2 separate regions of the Homo sapiens genome follow, and region 1 is linked to region 2. Evidence: read pairs that join two places in POLR2A ChIA-PET (ENCODE). Cell type or tissue: PC-9. All regions are shown on one strand. Each heading gives the region's core, and the rest is flanking DNA. Links, peaks and the distances in the headings are about the cores only.

Evidence for each region. Peaks named below come from ENCODE experiments on the same cell type or tissue, not always from the same donor. Only the 100,000 strongest peaks of a DNase experiment are listed, where the experiment ranks them.
Region 1: POLR2A ChIA-PET joins it to region 2 with 14 read pairs; 4 of 35 experiments call an interaction of 5 or more read pairs at or near these places.

The regions. Positions count from the first base shown.
Region 1 is chr20:56,792,034-56,801,108 of GRCh38, forward strand. No RefSeq gene overlaps it. Among named protein-coding and RNA genes, the nearest start is that of TFAP2C, 170 kb to the left of the region's middle. In PC-9, for the core only: a CTCF peak has its summit at 8,277; a DNase peak (open chromatin) is centred at 4,498.
Region 2 is chr20:56,851,681-56,860,755 of GRCh38, forward strand. No RefSeq gene overlaps it. Among named protein-coding and RNA genes, the nearest start is that of TFAP2C, 230 kb to the left of the region's middle. In PC-9, for the core only: no CTCF peak of the experiment used is centred there; no DNase peak of the experiment used is centred there.

The DNA of each region.
Region 1 (9,075 bases), core at 407-8,406, 60 kb before region 2:
GCAGGTAACTTAAACAACTAGGTAGGTAGGCAAAAATAAGTCTCAGGGCTTCAGTGAACTGTGGGGTTCAAACCACTCCTAAGACTTTCTAATTCAAATAAAAAATAATTTTTTTTTTTGTTTTTGAGAAAGGGTCTCACTTTGTTGCCCAGGCAGGAGTGCAGTGGCATGATCATGGTTCACAGCAGCCTTTGTCACCTGGGCTCAAGTGATTCTCTCACCTCAGCCTCTTGAGTAGCTGGGACCACAGGTATGAACCACCAAGCTCAGCTAATTTTTGTATTTTTTGTAGAGACGGTTTCACCATGTTGCCCAGGCTGGTCTCAAACTCCTGAGCTCAAGCAATCTGCCCATCTCAGCCTCCCAAAGTGCTGGGATTACAGTTGTGAGCCACTGCTTTCAGCCAAAATGCAGTATCTTTAGAGTTTGGGGTTGGGTTTGTGACTTTTGACATATCAATCAGAATTCTTTAGTTGCAAGCAACAGAAATGGACTCTTCTAGGCTGAATAATGCCTCCCCCACCCCCACCAAAGATGTCTATGATCTCATTCCTAGAACCTGTGAATCTTACCTTACAAAGGGACTTTGCCGATATGGTCAAGTTAAGGATTTTGAGATGAGGAGATTATCCTGGATTATTAAGGTGGGCCCACGGAATCGCAAGGGTCCTTGCGAAGGGGAGGCAGGAGGGTCAGTCCAGAGTAGGAGATGTGCTGGAGGCAAGGAAGGAGCCAGGAGCCAGGGAAAGCAGGCGGCCTTTGGAAGCCGGGAGAGGCAAGGAAACAGATTCTCTCCACTGTTTTCAGCAAGAACGCAGCCCTACTGATGTTTGACTTGAGTCTAGTGAGGTTGATTTTGTCCTTCAGACCTCCAGAACTGTAGGAGAATACATTTGTGTTGTTTTGAGCCACAGAGTTAGTAGTAATTTGTTCCCACACCAATAGGAAACCAATACACTAGCAAAAAAGGAATTTTTTTTTTTTTTTAAGACAGAGTCTCACTCTGTTGCTGAGGCTGGAGTGCAGTGGCATGATCTTGGCTCACTGCTACTTCTGCCTCCCAGGTTCAAGCGATTCTCCTGCTTTGGTCTCCTGAGTAGCTGGGACTACAGGTGTATGCCACCACGCCCAGCTAATTTTTGTATTTTTAGTAGAGACGAGGTTTCACCATGTTGGCCAGGATGGTCTCAAACTCCTGACCTTAAACTCCTGATCTGCCTACCTCAGCCTCCCAAAGTGCTGGGATTACAGGCATGAGCCACCGTGCCTGGCTGAAAAAAGAAATTTATTAAGAGAACTTGTAGTAGCCTCTAACTCCAACTAAAAACAGAAACTCCAAAAGGGAGTTCCAGAGGGAGCTGTGGCTCTAGAGAGCAGGCACAAAGAACAGTCCCGCAGGGCACCTCCGCTGGGATGAAAATCAGCATTTCCCATCCGTTCTGAGGCTGCTCAAAATTCAAGTTCCAAGGAGAGAGTCTGGCTGAACTTGGGGCCAGTGCCCATGCCTTGGAGAGGGAGGACATCATAACTGAGAGTCTTGGTGGGCTGGAAGTTGCCCAGAGCACAATCAGATGCCATGACTGGAAGAAGGGGTCAGCGCCCGTCCATGGGAAAGAGAGCCGATCACTCATTTTGAGTCTGTTGCCCACCCTTTGTCCAGTCTGCTTTGGCCAGGGTGGGGGCATGGACAACCAGGATGGCAGTTGGGACCCTCCTCTTTAAGGACAAGGGCTGGGCAGACACACTGCTGTGGCCTAGATCATTCCCAGCTATGTTCTACCCTTAGTAAGCCCAGCTGTGGGTGCTTTCTGATTAGAAATCTGAATTCTCAGCCTCGGGGAGGGCGGTCCAGCCCTACTGACCTCAGCTTGTGGTCTGCACCCCATGCTGATTCTTGCTGGGATTAGGGTCACCGTCTCCTAACTGGCCCCGGTTTTGGAACTTTTCTCTCTAGCCTCCCATCTTTCCAACATGTGTCCAGTTTTCTTCCACAATATAAACACATTAATTCTTCCCGGAGTGCTGAGGGGCCATGACCATGATGATCTCAACACTCTGGGCATTTTGGGCCAGATGATTCTCTGCTGGGGTGCGGTGGGAACATCTCTTGTACATTGTAGGATGTTGAGCAGCACCTCCAGCCTCAACCCGCAAGATGCCAGCAGCACCCTCCCCGAGAGTGTGACAACCAAAAATGTCTCCAGATGTTGCCAAATGTCAAGGGCAGTACCGGCCCTGCTTGGGAACCTCTGGTTGGAAGGATCTCTCTATTTCCACCACCTCTCCCACCATCCCAGCATCCCTCCCTCAGCCACGGTTATCATTGGTGTCTCAGTTCCCACCCTTGATTTCTTCCAGTCTATTCCCCAGAACCTGCCAGGGAGATGTTTTCTGGAAAGAAAACCTGATCTCCCGTCACTCCTTTGTCTGAAACTCTTCTAGTCTCCATGGTGCTCTTGGCTAACATCCCACCATTCGCTGTCTCCTATCAGCTCTTCCAATTTCGCCAGCCTCATGGCCCATGCCCCTCCCCGCTCCCCTTTAAGCTTCAACCACACACTGACCTTCTCTGGGTCCCCTACTGGGTTTTTCCACTCCAGGGCCTTTGCACATTCTGTTTCCTCCCTTTTTTTTTTTTTTTTTTTTAAGACAGAATCTTGCTCTGTCACTCAAGCTGGAGTGCAGTGGTGCAATCTCAGCTCACAGCAACCTCCGCCTCCTGGGTTCAAGCCATTCTCCTGCCTCAGCCTCCCCAGTAGTTGGGATTACAGGGGCGCACCATCATGCCCAGCTAATTTTTGTATTTTTAGTAGAGACGGGGTTTCTCCATGTTGGTTAGGCTGGTCTCGAACTCCTGACCTCGTAATCCACCCACCTCAGCCTCCCAAAGTGCTGGGAGTATAGGCGTGAGCCACCGTGCCTGACCATTTTTTTTTTTTTTTTTTTTTTTGAGATGGAGTCTCACTCTGTCACCCAGACTGCAGTACAGTGGTGCGATCTCGGCTCACTGCAGCCTTCACCTCCCAGGTTCAAGTGGTTCTCTGCCTCAACCTCCCAAGTAGCTGGGATTACAGGCACCCGCCACCACGCCCGGCTAATTTTTGTATTTTTAGTAGAGACAGGGTTTTGCCATGTTGGCCAGGCTGGTCTCCAACTCCTGGCCTCAAGTGATCTGCCTGCCTTGGCCTCCCAAAATGCTGGGATTACAGGTGTGAGCCACCATGCCCAGCCTGTTTCCCCTCTTTGGAAAACTCTTCCTGCCACTCTTTCCTTCATTAACTTACTCATCTTTGAGACCTGTTTCACTTAGGAATGCTTTTGGCTAAAATTATAGTGGTTTAAACAAAAACAGACATATTTTTCTCCCATAACAAAAAATCTGGAGGCGGCTGGTTTCTAGTATTGGTTCTGTGACTTGGGGCTGCTATCTCTGCGATTCTCTTTGCTGTTCCCTCAGGGTCACAAGACGGCTGCCTCAGCTCCAGCTATCTCATTCCCATTTAAGGCAGGAAGAAGGACAGTGGAGCCAGCTGACTTCAGCTTGCATCTCATTAGTCACAATTGTTCATGGCAACCCCAGCTGCAGTGGAGGCTGGGAAAGTGTTTAATTCTTGCAGCCTTGATAGAAGGAATGAGTAAAGGAGAATGGGGTTGGGAATGGCTGTCCATTAAGTATTGGTTTAAATGTCACTTCCTCCAGGAAGCCTCTCTTGATTCCCTAAACCAGGTCTGATAATCCTATTACATGCTCTCCTTGTAGATAGTACCTCTCTGTCATACCCTTATCACCACCTATAGTTTTTTTTTTTTCAATTTTTTTTTTTTTTTGAGATGGAGTCTCACTTTGTCGCCCAGGCTGGAGTGCAGTGGCACAATCTCAGCTCACTGCAACCTCCGCCTCCCGGGTTCAAGCGATTCTCGAGTGTCTCAGCCTCCTGAGTAGCTGAGATTACAGGCGTATGCCATCATGCCCAGCTAATTTTTGTATTTTTAGTAGAGACGGGGTTTCATTCTGTTGGCCAGACTGGTCTCTTACTCCTGACCTCAAGTGATCCACCTGCCTTGGCCTCCCAAAGTGCTGGGATTACAGGCGTGAGCCACCATGCCCTGTCTAAAACCTATAGTTTATTAATTTGCTTGTATAATCGATTAATAGGCATCTGTTTCTTCTTGGGGCTGGGAGTTTAGTTCATGAGTTCACTCCTGTTTCTCTAGCCCCTAGCATTGTGCCTGGCACCCAGTAGGGCCTCAGTAACTATTTCTGGTCTATACTAACTGCTGCCAAGTAATTCTTCCCGGAGCACTGAGGGACCATGACCTTGGCTGGCCCAGGACCCCCTCTGACTCCCAGGGGAAGGACAGACAAGAACCTCCTTTAATCAGGTGCCTCCCCAGCAGTGGCCAAGCCTTGCTCTGGCAAGCTTTCTATGCCGCCCAGGTTTCTGGAATGGGTCCATCAGAGTTTCAATTGCACCTCTGTTGGCCACAGCATTGATAAGGAGAGGAAGCTTGTATGCAGATCAGTTCTGAGATACTGCACAGAAAGGAAGCTACTTCTGTTGCGTCACCCTGTGCCCTGGGAGGATTGAGGATCCGCAGGACCCAGGGCTGATCCCCACCCACCTCATCTCTGGCTTCTGCCTGCCAGGTGGGACTTTTAGGTTTTCTTATTTCTTTTTATTAATTGATCCAGTTATTTCACATGTGATTTGTAATTTTCACTTAAAATGGAAAATGTGAGTGACATCAAGCATTGGCTTTCTGCATATTTATTGGGTATCCATTGTGGGCTGGTGGTGGAAATTCAGAGGTGAACAGGAGGTTGCTGCCATCCTTGCCCCCTTAGGAACTGCAGTTCAGCTTGGGAGACAGACAAAGGCATTAATCACAGATATAGATAAATGAAAAATTGCAACTCTCATAAGCCTTGTGAAAGAGAAGAAATGAAATAGATATAATTTTGTATTTGTCCATTATGCCTTAATAAAGCTGGGGGAAAGAAGAGAAGAAATGGTGCCAGAGAGTCTATGAAAGGGATTCTCCTTAGGGAAGTTAGAAGAGGCTTCCCTGAAGCTGCAATGAAATGAGCTCATGCAGGAAGGAAAATAGGGGCCAGACAGGTGAGCAGGCCCAGAAGGTGCGTTTCAGGCCACGGGAAGAGCCAGGGCAAAGGCCCTGGGATGAGGCTTAACATGCCACAGTGGTTTCCTGAGCTGTTACAACAAATTTCCATGAACTTAGTGGCTTAAAACAACAGATATTGATTCTCTCACAGTGCTGGAGGCCAGAAGTCTGAAATCCAGGTGTCAGCAAAGCCATGTTCCTCCTGGAGGCTCTAGGGGAAAGATCCTTCCTTGCCTCTTCCAGCTTCTGATGGTTGTCAGCAACCCTTGGCGTTCCATGGTTTGAAGACGCCTTACTCCAGTCTCTTCCTTTTTCACACGGCCTTCTCCCCTGTGTCCCGGTGCCTCAAACCTCCTTTTTCTTTCTTTCAAAAAGACACAAGTCGGCCAGACGCGGTGGCTCACGCCTGTAATCCCAATACTTTGGGAGGCCGAGGTGGGCAGATGAGGTCAGGAGTTCGAGACCAGCCTGGCCAACATGGTGAAACCCTGTTTCTACTAGAAATATAAAAATTAGCCAGGCCTGGTGGCGGGCACCTGTAATCCCAGCTACTCAGGAGACCGAGGCAGGAGAATCGCTTGAAAGTGGAAGGCGGAGGTTACAGTGAGCCGAGATTGTGCCACTGTACTCCAGCTTGGGTGAGAGAGCGAAATTCTGTCTCAAAAAAAAAAAAAAAAAAAAAAAAAAAAAAAAAAAAAAAGACACAAGTCATTGGATTTAGGGCCCATCCTAAATCCAGGATGATCTTGTATCAAGGTCTTTAACTGAATTACTCCTGCCAAGACCCTTTTTCCAAGTATTGTTTCATTCACAAGTATGGGGGGTTAGGACTTGGACATATGTTTTTGGGGACATTATTCAATTCACTACATGAGTCTGAGAAATTGAAAGCAGACTCACATGGATGGATTGTAAGGAGCCCGGGGTCCTGGCATGGGCTGAGGCAAATCTCACAGGCATGAAGCCATGCTAAGGGGACTGGAGCTGCTAAAGGACTTTATGAAGGAAAGTACCGGAATTTGATTTGTTCTTTATAACAATCTCAAGGGCCACAAAGTATAGAATTTACAGGAGGGGGCAACATGGGTGAGGGCGATCTATTAAGAGGTTGCTGAAGCTATCAGATGAAATGCTGGTGTCTGTGTCTTTGTTTAGGGACTGAAGGGCCAGATGGAGAAAGAAAAACACATGTAAGGGGTATTTTGGAGATGATGGATTTGATCTGGAGTGTGAGGAAGAGAGAGGGGTCAAGGATAACTTCTGCATTTCTTTCTTTGCTGTGAAACTATTTGGGATGTGGACTTTTGGGAGAGGTGCAGATTTTGGGGGAAGATCTTGAGTTCAGTTTTGAATCTGTTGAGTTTGAGGTGTCTGTGGTTGATGGCTTTCACAAATGGTCCCACTTATTCTCTCCCAGTGTTCACACCCCTTTGCAATGTGACTTTGCAGTTCCTCCATTGAATGGAGGAGTCAATTTTCACATCCCTGGGCTGGCCTTGTGACATGTTTGGCCTGCAGGATGTGGAAGACGGGACACCCTGCCAGCTATAAGCCTGTCTCAGGAGTCCTTACAAGCTTCCACTAACTCTTTTAGAGCCCTCCAGGATCTCCAAGTGGACAGGCTCATGCTGACCTGTTGAATGATGAGAGACCACATGGAGCAAGATGAGCCATCCCAGCTGAGCCCATCCTAGGCTACCTGGCTCTAGCTGACCTTGAATGAGATCAGCCAAGATCAAAATAACTATCCAGCTAATTCCAGCCTGAGTTACTAACTTCAGAATCATGAGCAAACTAGCTGGATTTTAGGGATGGTTTATTATGCACCAGTAGCTGATAAAGTCCCTTGAGCCAGCCAAATAGAGATGGGAAAAGGCAATCAAGTAGTTGGACGTACAAGTATAGGGTTCAGATTTGAGATTTAGGTAGGAGAAACAAATGTGTGTATCTCCTGGATAGAAGGAATAAGTTTGTGAAGGAGACAGAAAAGGAGTGGCTGGAGAAGTGGCAGAGAAACTAGGAGAAGCCACAGAAGGAAGAAGTTGTGGACAGTGTCAGCTCCTGCTGAAGGTTTAACTGGATTTTAAAGCAAGGGACAGCATGAGCACAGTGAGTGGAGGCATGGCTGGAGATGGCCCAGAGATCCCTCACCTGTTAGGGTGAAGCCAAAGCCTGACCCTGAAAAGTTCTCGATCGTCTATTTACAATTTGCTTAGTTTTTTGGGAAGAATTGATTTTTGATTGCACAAGTGAGGTGATTGCAAAAACAGCCACAGATTCTTCCCATCCCTGTTTGTGTGCCCTTTGCAATGACTTTGCAGGAACTTTCAAGAGGTATCCACCCCATGTATCTGGCTGGAACACATGACTTGCTTTGGCCAATGGGACAATAACAGCCATGACTTAAGTAGAGGCTTGAAGAGTGTATGCATGAAGCTTCCTTCTGTGTTCTCAGGATCCCTGCTATGGCCCCAGCGTGAAGAAGCCAAGACTAGCCTGCTGGGTAATGAGAGATAGATGGCCCAGTGATTCCTGCTTCCTAGCCAATAGCCAGCAAGCCCCAGAAGCAGAGCCACCTAGGTAAATGGCAGATGACTGCAGACACTTGGAGGAGCCCACCCAAGATCAGCAAAAGAACTGCCCAGTTGAGCCTGGCCCAAAATGCTGACCCTCAGAATCATCAGCTAAATATGCAATTTATATTTTAAGCCACAGTTTCTTATCCATAGAGTGGAAGTAATAATAGTGTTTTCTTACTAGGGTTTTTATATAGATTAATTAGAGTAACTGAGACATGTAAAGTTCTGAAAACAACACCTCGCACAATAAATGTTGATTCTTCTTTTATAATAATAATCACCACCATCTCCTCCTCCTCCTTCCACCATATTTCCAGATATAGAAAAATCCACTTTGTAGTCTTTCTGCTACTGAAGAACATTTAGATTATCTGTGTTTTTGCCATGAACATCCTTGTACTTGCCTCTTTGAGTGTTTCTGCAAGTTTGTCTCCAGGGTAGATACGGAGAAGGAGAAGAACTGGATCATAGAGCATATGTGTCTTGAATTTTAAAAGATATTCTCAAATTTATGCACCTCCCAGCAGCAAGGGGGCTCCCATTTCCTCCACACTCACACCTGTACTTGCTGTCACCAGAAATGCTGCCTCTCTGTTTTACTTTGCCTTGCTCCAACTTCTCGTGAAGTTGGCCGTCTTTTGCATGTTTGTTGTTTGTGGTTCCCTTAAATGGGCTGACTTCCCTTCAGAGCCTCTTCCCTCGGGAAACCCTGCCTCTCACATAGGCCCCAACTTGGGTCATTTATATTCCTCCCTGTTCCAGTGAAGTCTCTGAATTGTAAGGAGCAGAACCCAGATAGGTAGTTCAAGTAAGAAGAGGGTCTGCTGAAAGAAGCTGGCAAAATCTCATGGAACTCAAGGCAGGAAGGATGGGCCCAGTTCTTACAGAAACTGGGCAGTTGTTATTTCTTTTTCTCTGGGACCCTGCGGGCTCTCTCCTCTCTCTCTGCCCCTTCCCCTTCTTCTTCCATCATTAACCTGATCTGTTCAATTGCTGGAGGAAGGAACCTGATTGGATGAGCCCTGTCAGTGGGTTGGCTCCCTTTTGGTCCGGTGCTCATCCTGCCCAGTTGGCTGCAGCTGCTTGGAGCACAGGGCTCCTGCTCCCTCTCCCTCTCCCTCTCCCTCTCCCTTTCTTCTTCCTCCTCTTCCTCCTCCTCCTCCTTCTTCTTCTTTTTCTTTTTCTGATGGAGTCTTGCTCTGTTGCCCAGGCTGCAGTGCAGTGGTTCAATCCCGACTCACTGCAACCTCTGTCTCCTGGGTTTAAGCAATTCTTGTGCCTCAGCCTCCTGAGTAGCTGGGATTACAGACACTGGCCACCCAAAGTGCTGGGATTACAGGCATGAGCCACCACACCTGGCCAAGGCTGCCTT
Region 2 (9,075 bases), core at 724-8,723:
ATTAATTGAAGTGGTTATATTTTCATGTACCTTTGTCATTTGTATCTCTTGTTTAAGTATTTGCTTGTTTACATCCTATTAGTATATTTGACTGTCTGTTATTGATTAGCAATTACTCTTTACATATTAAGGCTCTACACAATATGTTTGTCACCTTTTTCATATTTCCCCAATTTAGTTATTTTTCAACTTGCTTATACTTTTTTATTTGCTATTCAGAGTTTAATTTTTAGGTAATTAAAAATGTTTTTTATGGTTTTAGTCCTTAGTACCATGCTTTGAGACTCTTTTTATCCCCAAGATTATAAAATATTAATTCATAGTTATTTTTCTATTCCTTTTAGTTTCACTATTTACATTATTTGTTTGCTTGCTTATTTAACATTTTAATCTTTGGTCCACCAGGAATACATTTTGCCATATGAGGTGAGGCGAGAATCTCAGTTTGTTTATTCAATAGGTCTACTTTTACACTCCCAAGAAAAACTCATTGCTTTGACTAAAATAGGCAGCCAAAAATGTTACAACGTACAGTTGAGCAGATCAGCTCATAAACCTACTTGCCCTTCAGTGACTGAGAGATAGCATGCCGTGTGTCTTAACCATGTAACCGGCGGATGTGATCACGTTAGACTCTGGATTTTTGACAGATGATGCTTTTTTAGGCATTTACTTGGAGGAGATACAGATACTCCAGACAGGACGTTTGCCCATTACACAGCTGCCCCTGCACTAACTCCCCCCACCTCACCTTGCCACCTGTCAAATTACCCCTTTATTCACACGCCTGCTGGGGACCCCTTGGTACATTACCAGTTTTTAAAATGTGATATCAGTTTTGGTGATCTGATTGGCAAAGATGAACGAGGTCAATAACTCCTGCTGTGGCAGCTACGGAGGGAAAAGGGCCGTCTTGATCCTCACTGTTTTGAATGTGTAAAGTGGGGGTAAGGTGGAGGTAGGGGGCTCTCTGCAGAGCGACACCCAGGCTGGGCACTGGTCACTGTGTTGTGGGCCTTACATTCTTTCGCTAGGCCTCCAAACCACCGTTAAGAGGTAGGAACTATCTTTAAGTCCATTTCACAGACAAGACCACTAAGGCACAATGAAGTAACCTGCCCAAGGTCAAGTATCTGGTAACTACAAACCCAGGCTGCCTGGGGTCTACACTACAGCCTTGTTCGGTTTGCAGTGACAGCCTTCAAGTCCTGCTTACTCTCAACCCAACAATTGTCTCTATAGGATTGATCCTAGGGAAAGAGTTGTGGATGGGTAAGCAGATTTGGGATGAGGCTGTGTATCAGAGGGTTGTTTTTTGATTTTGTTTTTGAGACGAGGTCTCACTCTGCCACCCAGGCTGGAGTGCAATGGCATGATCACAGCTCACCCCAACCTCTGCCTCCCGGGCTCAAGCGATCCTCCCATCTCAGCCTCCGAGGGTAGCTGGAGCCAAGGCCTGTGCCACCATGCTCAGTTAAGTTTTTGTTTGTGTTTTTTTGTAGAGACAAGGTTTTGCCACGTTGTGCAGGCTGGTCTCAAACTTCTGGGCTCAAGCAATCCACCCTCCTTGGTCTCCCACAGTGCTGGGATTACGGGCATGAGCCACTGTGCCTGGCCAGGGTTTTTTTCAACAGTGAAAAATTGGAATTAACCTAAAAGCCCATCAATAGTAAATCAGTAAATTCTACTATATAGTATTGCATATCCTGGACTGTGATGCAGTTTTTAAAGAGTTATAAAATCGATATGCTTTTTTGATACATACAATTCCAATATATCATTGCAGTTTACAAATTATAATGTATGGCATGATGTCATTTTTGTTACTAAAAAATATACAGGCATAGAAAAAAAACGGGAGTTGGAGCTGGCCTTGCCGGCCTCAGCACTAGTGACATTTTGGGCTGGACGGCTTTTCGTTATAGGGGTGTGTCTTGTGTGGCATGTTTAGCAGTATCCCTGGACTCTATCCACTAGTTGCCAGCAACATTTCTCACTACTGGGGGCCCTAGTTGTGACAACAAAAAATGTCTCCAGTCATTGGCAAATGTCCCCTGGGGGGCAATGTCACCCAGTTGAAAACTACTGGGTTAGGGCCGGGCGTGGTGGCTCACGCCTGTAATTCCAGCACTTTGGGAAGCCGAGACCGGTGGATCACTTGAGGTCATGAGTTTGAGACCAGCCTGGTCAATATAGTGAAACCCCGTCTTTACTTTAAAAAAAAAAAAAAAAATTAGCTGGGCGTGGCAGCAGGCACCTGTAATCCCAGCTCCTTGGGAGGCTGAGGCAGGAGAATTGCTTGAACCTGGGAGGCGGAGGTTGCAGTGAGCCGAGATGGCGGCACTGCACTCCAGCCCAGGTGACAGAGCAAGACTCCATCTCAAAAAAAAGAAAAGAAAAGGAAACTACTGGGTTAGAACTTCCTCCTTGTCTCCTCCCTCCCTCCCTCCCTCCCTCTTTCTTTCTTTTCTTCCTTCCAGTTTCTGCTCAAATGTTATCTCCTAAGAGGCAATTCCTGGACCGCTGCTGAAACAGCGCCCTTCCTTCCCTGCCAGCACTCTCTGTCCCTTGTCCTCTGGGCCTTCCCTGATAGTGCACAGCACATGGCCCTATTTATTTTCTGTCTCCTGCACTGGATTGGAAGCTCCCCAAGGGCAAGGGCCTTGTCTTGTTCCCTTCTGTATATTTCCTGGCTGAGGACAGTGCTCCGTTCACTGTAGGTGCTCAGCAAGTGTGTGTTGAATGAGAAAATACCTCTGTGCCGAGCCAGCATTTTCAAGGCCCTGCTGTGCACCAGGCTCGCTTTAAGCGCTTTACACCCATGAACTCATGTAATTCCCCTGAAACTTCTGGGAAGTGGGTTCCATTATTACCCTGGTTTACAGATGAGGAAACTGAGACCAAAAAGGTTATGGTGTAGCTGGCCAAGGTGACATCTTTCTAGGTAGCTGAGCAGGATTTGTTCTTCAAACGCTGCTAAGATGAACATGCAGGATCCCACAGATCCTTGCACATTGGTGGGAGGAAAGACATTGGATACTTTCTGCATGTTGGGGGTGAAAGAGTCGTGCATTTTAAATTTTGAGTGCAGTGCTTAAGAGCTTTCCCTGAAGCCCTCCTCAATTTGCACTTCCTCCAACAGTGTCCTGAATTCATTTTAGTAGAAGAGACATGAGAACACCAACACACAATAACACGGTGTTCTTTATTTTTATTATCATTATTTGATACAGAGTCTCACTCTGTCACCCAGGCTGGAGTGCAGTGTCACAATTTCGGCCCACTGCAACCTCTGCCTCCTAGGTTCCAGCGATTCTCCTGCCTCGGCCTCTCGAGCAGCTGGGACCACAGACGTGCGCCACCATGCCAGGCTAATTTTTTGTATTTTTAAAAGAAACGTGGTTTCACTATGTTGGCCAGGCTGGTCTCAAACTCCTGGCCTCAAGTGATCCGCCCACCTTGGCCTCCCAAAGTGCTGGGACTACAGGTGTGAGCCACCGTGCCTGGCTGACATGATGTTCTTATTGAGAGTTTGTAGGTAGAGCACAGGGACTCTCTGAGCTCTGAGGGACAGGAGGGGGTTGTCGCCAGGCTAGGCTCCCCACTTAGGGATGCTTGTCCTGGTTTGCTCTTGGAACCCAAGCATCCCCCTACCCCAGGACAATGGCCACAATTCAGACTGATAGCACTCCGAGCTGCCTGGCTCATTGGTGGCCACAGCGTGCTCATCTGCCCACTGGTTTTCAGTGTCACAGTCAGAGCTGAGAGTGGCCACCTAAGGGCGGGGCTGCTGCTGCTGCTGTTTGTCCAGCCACTGAGCAAGGGAGGAGGGGGGACATCAGGATCACACCAGGCCTTCTGCCCAGAACGTCTCCCCCTGCCTTCCCAGGACCGACCCTTCTCACCCTCCAGGTCATGACTGGGCTGCTCCCTCCTCCAAGAAGCCCACTTTGAAACCATGCATCTGCAGTGGGTTGAAGGGTTCCCCCAAGAGACACGACCACCTGAAACCTCAGAATGTGAGCCCATTTGGAATAAGAATCTTTGCAAATGGCAAGGTTCTTGAGATGAGATCATCTTGGAGCGTGGTGGCCCTGAGTCCAGTGGCGAGTGTCTTTATAAGAGATGGAAAAGGAGAAGAAACAGAGAGGCATGAGGAAAAGGTCGTGGGGCCGCAGAGGCAGAGGCTGGAGCAATGCGTCTGTAAGTCAGGGAAGCCAGCAGCCAGCAGTGGCTCGGGGGAAACATAGATCAGACTCTCTCTCACCACCTCTGAAAGAAACCAGTCCTGTTGACATTTTGATTTCCAACTTCTGTCCTCCAGAACTGCGAGAAAACAATTTTTTTTTCAAGCCACCAGATTTGTTATGGCCACTCCAAGAAATAAATATAGTATGCCCACCTCCACATACCAGCTTTGGCAATTTGGGGCAATTTGGCTTGCACTTAGGCAGGTTACTTCTACCCCTCAGCCTCAGTCTTCCCATGTGAGAAATGGGACTTTAGCCACACCCGTGTGCTGTCGTGGTGAAGACTAAATGAGGTAGTAACTACACGGACTCATCTGGGAGCCTGCCACCTGGTAAGTGCTCCATGAATGTTAGCTACTTTTTTTTTTTTTTTGATCAATCTAGAATGTGTCCCCAGAGATCCTGAGTTAGAATCGAAACCAAGGTCAAAGCACATTCTCCATTTGGTTCTGTGCACAGTGAGGTTTTTGGGCCATCAGGTTCCAGCACAACAACAAAAACATGGAAACCACCCAATGCTCACCCCGAGGGGTGGGTCACTGACCTCATGGTGCAAGGGAATCACGTGCAGCCACTGAAGGGACATTTAGAAAACATTTTTGCCCAGCGTGGAGGCTCACGCCTGTAATCCCAGCACTTTGGGAGGCTGAGGCAGGCGGATCACTTGAGGTGAGGACTTTGAGACCAGCCTGGCCAACATGGTGAAACCCTGTCTCTACTAAAAATACAAAATTAGCCGAGTGTGGTGGCGTGCACCTGTAATCTCGGCTACTTGGGAGGCTGAGGCAGGAGAATTACTTGAACCTGGGAGGTAGAGTTTGCAGTGAGCCAAGATCGTGCCACTGCACTCCAGCTTGGGGAACAAGAGCAAAACTTCATCTCAAATAAAAGAAATTTTTTTTTGATAATACGGAAACATTCTTGGTAATAACATTAAGTGGCTAAAAGAGGTATAGAAAATTGTATGTGCAGAATGATTACAATTATGCAGAAATAAATACCACGTTTCTGTTGAGAGAAAGAAAACACACAAAAAAGTCACAGGGAAGCAATTTAAATCCATACATATGGGAAGGAGAAAGGAAGGAAAAAGGAAGGGAAAGGAGAAGGGAGCGGGAAGGAGGGAGGCCCACAAGAGACGCAGGAGTAGCCAGTACTCCTTACTGCTGCAGTAACATTAAGCCATCACAGGTGTGTATCGCAATTAAGCTCTTCCGAAATCTTTCCCATCCTTTATTCCAACCCATTTGGCAGTTTTAATAAACTCTCTGAGCTTCAGTTCCCTTATCTAAAATGCTACCTGCAAACCCAGCTGCACTCCACTTTGTGCTCATGGGCAATCTCCTTCATTTCTATTGGCCTCTGTTTTCCAATCTATAAAATGGGGATGTTAAAAGCACTCCCTCACTGAGTGGTTGACACCGTCTCAGACCTGGGCCTGGCACATAGTAGGTGCTCAATAATCTCGAGCTGCTGTTATTTCATATGGGACACGAGCCTGGTGGATCACTGCTGGCAAGGCCAACTCCTTAGGGCTGTCTTCTCGTCCTCTGGAGAGACCCAAGGGTTGAGAAGATCCCCTGGTACCCCACAGACCTCCATGGCCAGAGGGCAGATGAGAAGGTGGGAGAGGGCACCCATTCAGTGTTCCCACCGGGGACAGCCTCATTTCATCTTGGCACAAGACAACTTCCTGGTTCAAAGACCAAAGGCCTTGAAAAAGAAAGGAGAAAGGGTTCCTGGACATCAAATGTTTCTTACAAACACTGTTTTGATGGTTTAAATGTAAACAAATCTGAAACATATGGATTACATTTCTCCTGAAGGGCTTAAAAGTTAAAGGGGAAAAAAGGGAGTTGTCTCCAGCCAAATTCATGTTGATTTTTGCCAATCTCCAGGATCTTTGGGAAATAATTGGAGACATGTCCTCACACCCCAACTAGTGCTAAGCTGTAGCTTTTTTTTTAATTGCTGTTATGACTCACTGTTGAGTTGGTGATTATTTTTATCCAGTTAATGAAGGTAATCTATAAATTACCACTGACCCAGATTCAGATTCATTATTTAATAAGATTTAAATTACACACCCAAGTTCGCTCAGAAGCAGCGGGCTGGAGCTTCTTTCTGAACAGCATCTGTTTGTTCTCAAAAGTCCTGATGCTCAGATGTTCTGATCACCGCCTCCCTGCCCCCATTTGAGCGTGTGGCCTATATAGTGTGACATTTGGGGCCACCTGGCCAGTTTCCAGGCCCTGTTCCTGCACATGCTCTGTGAGTATTGGCCCTGGACCAATACGTGGGAATTCCCAAGGCTGCCACCCAGCTTCTGCCTCTGTCAAACACTTGCAGGGTGCCTTTGGGCGACCTCTGGTCCCTCCGTGGGCCTTGGTTTCTCCCTGTATGGCACGTTCTTTATGGGGGTTCTTAGTACCGTTACACCAAGTTAGGGTTTCCCAAGGCGTGTCCCGTGGGGCCCTGGTCCCACGGGTGCTGTCTAGAGGGGCTCCTTCCTTAAACACCCTTGAGCATGGCTACAGAATCCACAACTGTAGATTCACAAGGGCATACCATTAGGGTCAAAGTCACCATGTCAGACCCCCTGAAAAGGTCATAGATTCCAGAGAGCTCACCCTCTCCTGCCTGCTTTCTGCCTTCTTTTACCCATAAGGGTCCTTTTACCCAAAGGGCCTGGTCAGGACCTGACCCTGCCTTCTCAGTCCCTCTAAGGGCTCCCCTTGTCCTTAAAATGAAATCCACTTTCCTGAGCTTGCAGGGGTCTGCAGGGTCTGCACCCAGAGGCAGCTTCATGGACAAGCAACCTGGGCAGTTGCACAGAGGGACTCCATGCTTGATTTAATGCTATCTTGTCTCGTCTTGAAATTCTTTCTAAGTTTGCCTGAGAGGCTCTGCAAATCACGTAGCCAATCCTGCCAGAACCCTAGCACACCTTCAGCACTGACCTTTCCCTCTCTCTGTCCTTTTTGCTCTTCTGCCTCTGTGCTGACTGGACCCTAAGCCCTGAGTGAATGTCAGTGTTTGACCAAGAAACACTTTCTCTGTAGGGCTTCTCCCCTCTTCCTTCAGAGGGACCTGTTCATCCTTCAGGTCTCAGCTCAGACGTCACCCCTCAGAAAGGCCTTTCTGTCCTCCACCAGCGACTGCATTAAGCACGTAGCTCATCCCTGTGCAGCACTATTGGGAAACACCTGATTGGTTTCCTTGCTCACTCTTTATCCTCCCTCACCACGTGGTGAGCATGGGGAGGGCAAGGGCCTTCCTTCCTTGAGGACACAGCCCATGTGCCCCCCACACACGGAAGCTCCTGTCTTGGTCAAGAAACTGGCTCCATTTCCCCAGCCAAGCATGTCTCATATTCCTGTGTCTCCTGGGGGAGGTGGGGTGTTGAGCCCCAGCTCTGAGCTCCAGCGGGAGCAGGTGGTGAAGGAAGAGATACCCTGCTCTGGGGTGCACCCCCAATACCTGGACTTGTTCTGAGCTCCTGCGGGGAGTCCCAGCCACAGTGACTCCCAGGACCCTGGACCTTCTTCCCTCCCCTTTGCTCCTTCTTGCAGCTCCTCCTACCCCCATCCTCCCCGAACCCTTTTTCTGCCCTTCAAGCTTCATTGCCTCAGGACTCCCTTTTATCTCATCAGTTTCAAAGCTGCCTCCCAATGAGATGATCACGGTTTCCTTTGCCCCTTCTCTGGGCCCTGCCACTGGGGGCTGCTGGCATGGGAGCTTTCGCTAGTGTCCCTGGATGCTTATTTTTTCACCGAACAATTATCTCTTTTTTTAATGGGCAAGGCTAAGTTTATTAAAGTCGCAGAAGCGAGTAGATGTAAAAGGACCATATTAGGAAGTGAATGGCCTGGGCACAGGCTGAACCAGGACCACAGAGGCTGTTCTCAAGACAGCAGGAATTAGGAAACTCAGCTCACTCCCCCTCACCCACCCCAAGCTTCTCACACTGGAATTCCCCTCGGGGTGGGGGCGGGAGAGGGGGGGAACAGTGAAGGGAGGTGGGTGGGAACCGGTTTCAAGTCACCACTGTCTGGGAAAAGGGCTGCGGCCTTGAGCAAGGAAAATGACCAACTTGTCCCTGTTTGCCTGGGACTCCTCTGGATTCTACATCCCAAGTCCCAGGTTCTGGGAACCCCTCAGTCCCAGGCAAACCCTAAAAAGGGTTGGAACAGGCTCCACCTCACACTGCTGCTCCCTGGGGCACACCCGGAGAGGCCGGCTCTCTCCCAGCCCCTCCCCTCTCAGCCCCTCCCCGTCCCCCTCGCCTTCCCGTCCCCATCCCCCTCCTCGTGGGGAAAAGCTTCAGCCAGATTTCCACACCCACCTGCACAGGGCCCTCCTTTGCCCCCTGCAAATGTCAGTGTGTCCTCATTCCCCTTAGAGCAGGTCCACGGCCGGAGGCTGCCCAGAGGAGACTGGGGGTGTCTGTGCCTGTGCATGGCGGCGTCCACCCCAGAACCCCCAAATACATGCATATAAAGCTCTGAGGAGCACTGTGGCCCTTTGCTGACAGTCAAGGGTTTGCATCTGGTGGGGAAGTTTGTTTTGTTCTTTTTTTCTTCATTTTATTTGTATTTGTTGTGAAATACACAGAACATGAAATTGGCCATTAGCTACTTCTGAAGAGTACAGTTCCACCGTGAAGAGCTCATTCCCATTGTTGTGCAACCCATCTCCAGAACTGTTTTCATCTTGCAAAACTGAAACTGCAAACCCATTAAACACTAACTTCTCATCCTCCCTCCCGCTCCCCCTGGCAACCCCCATTCTCCAGTCTGTCTCTATGAATTCGACAACTCTAGGT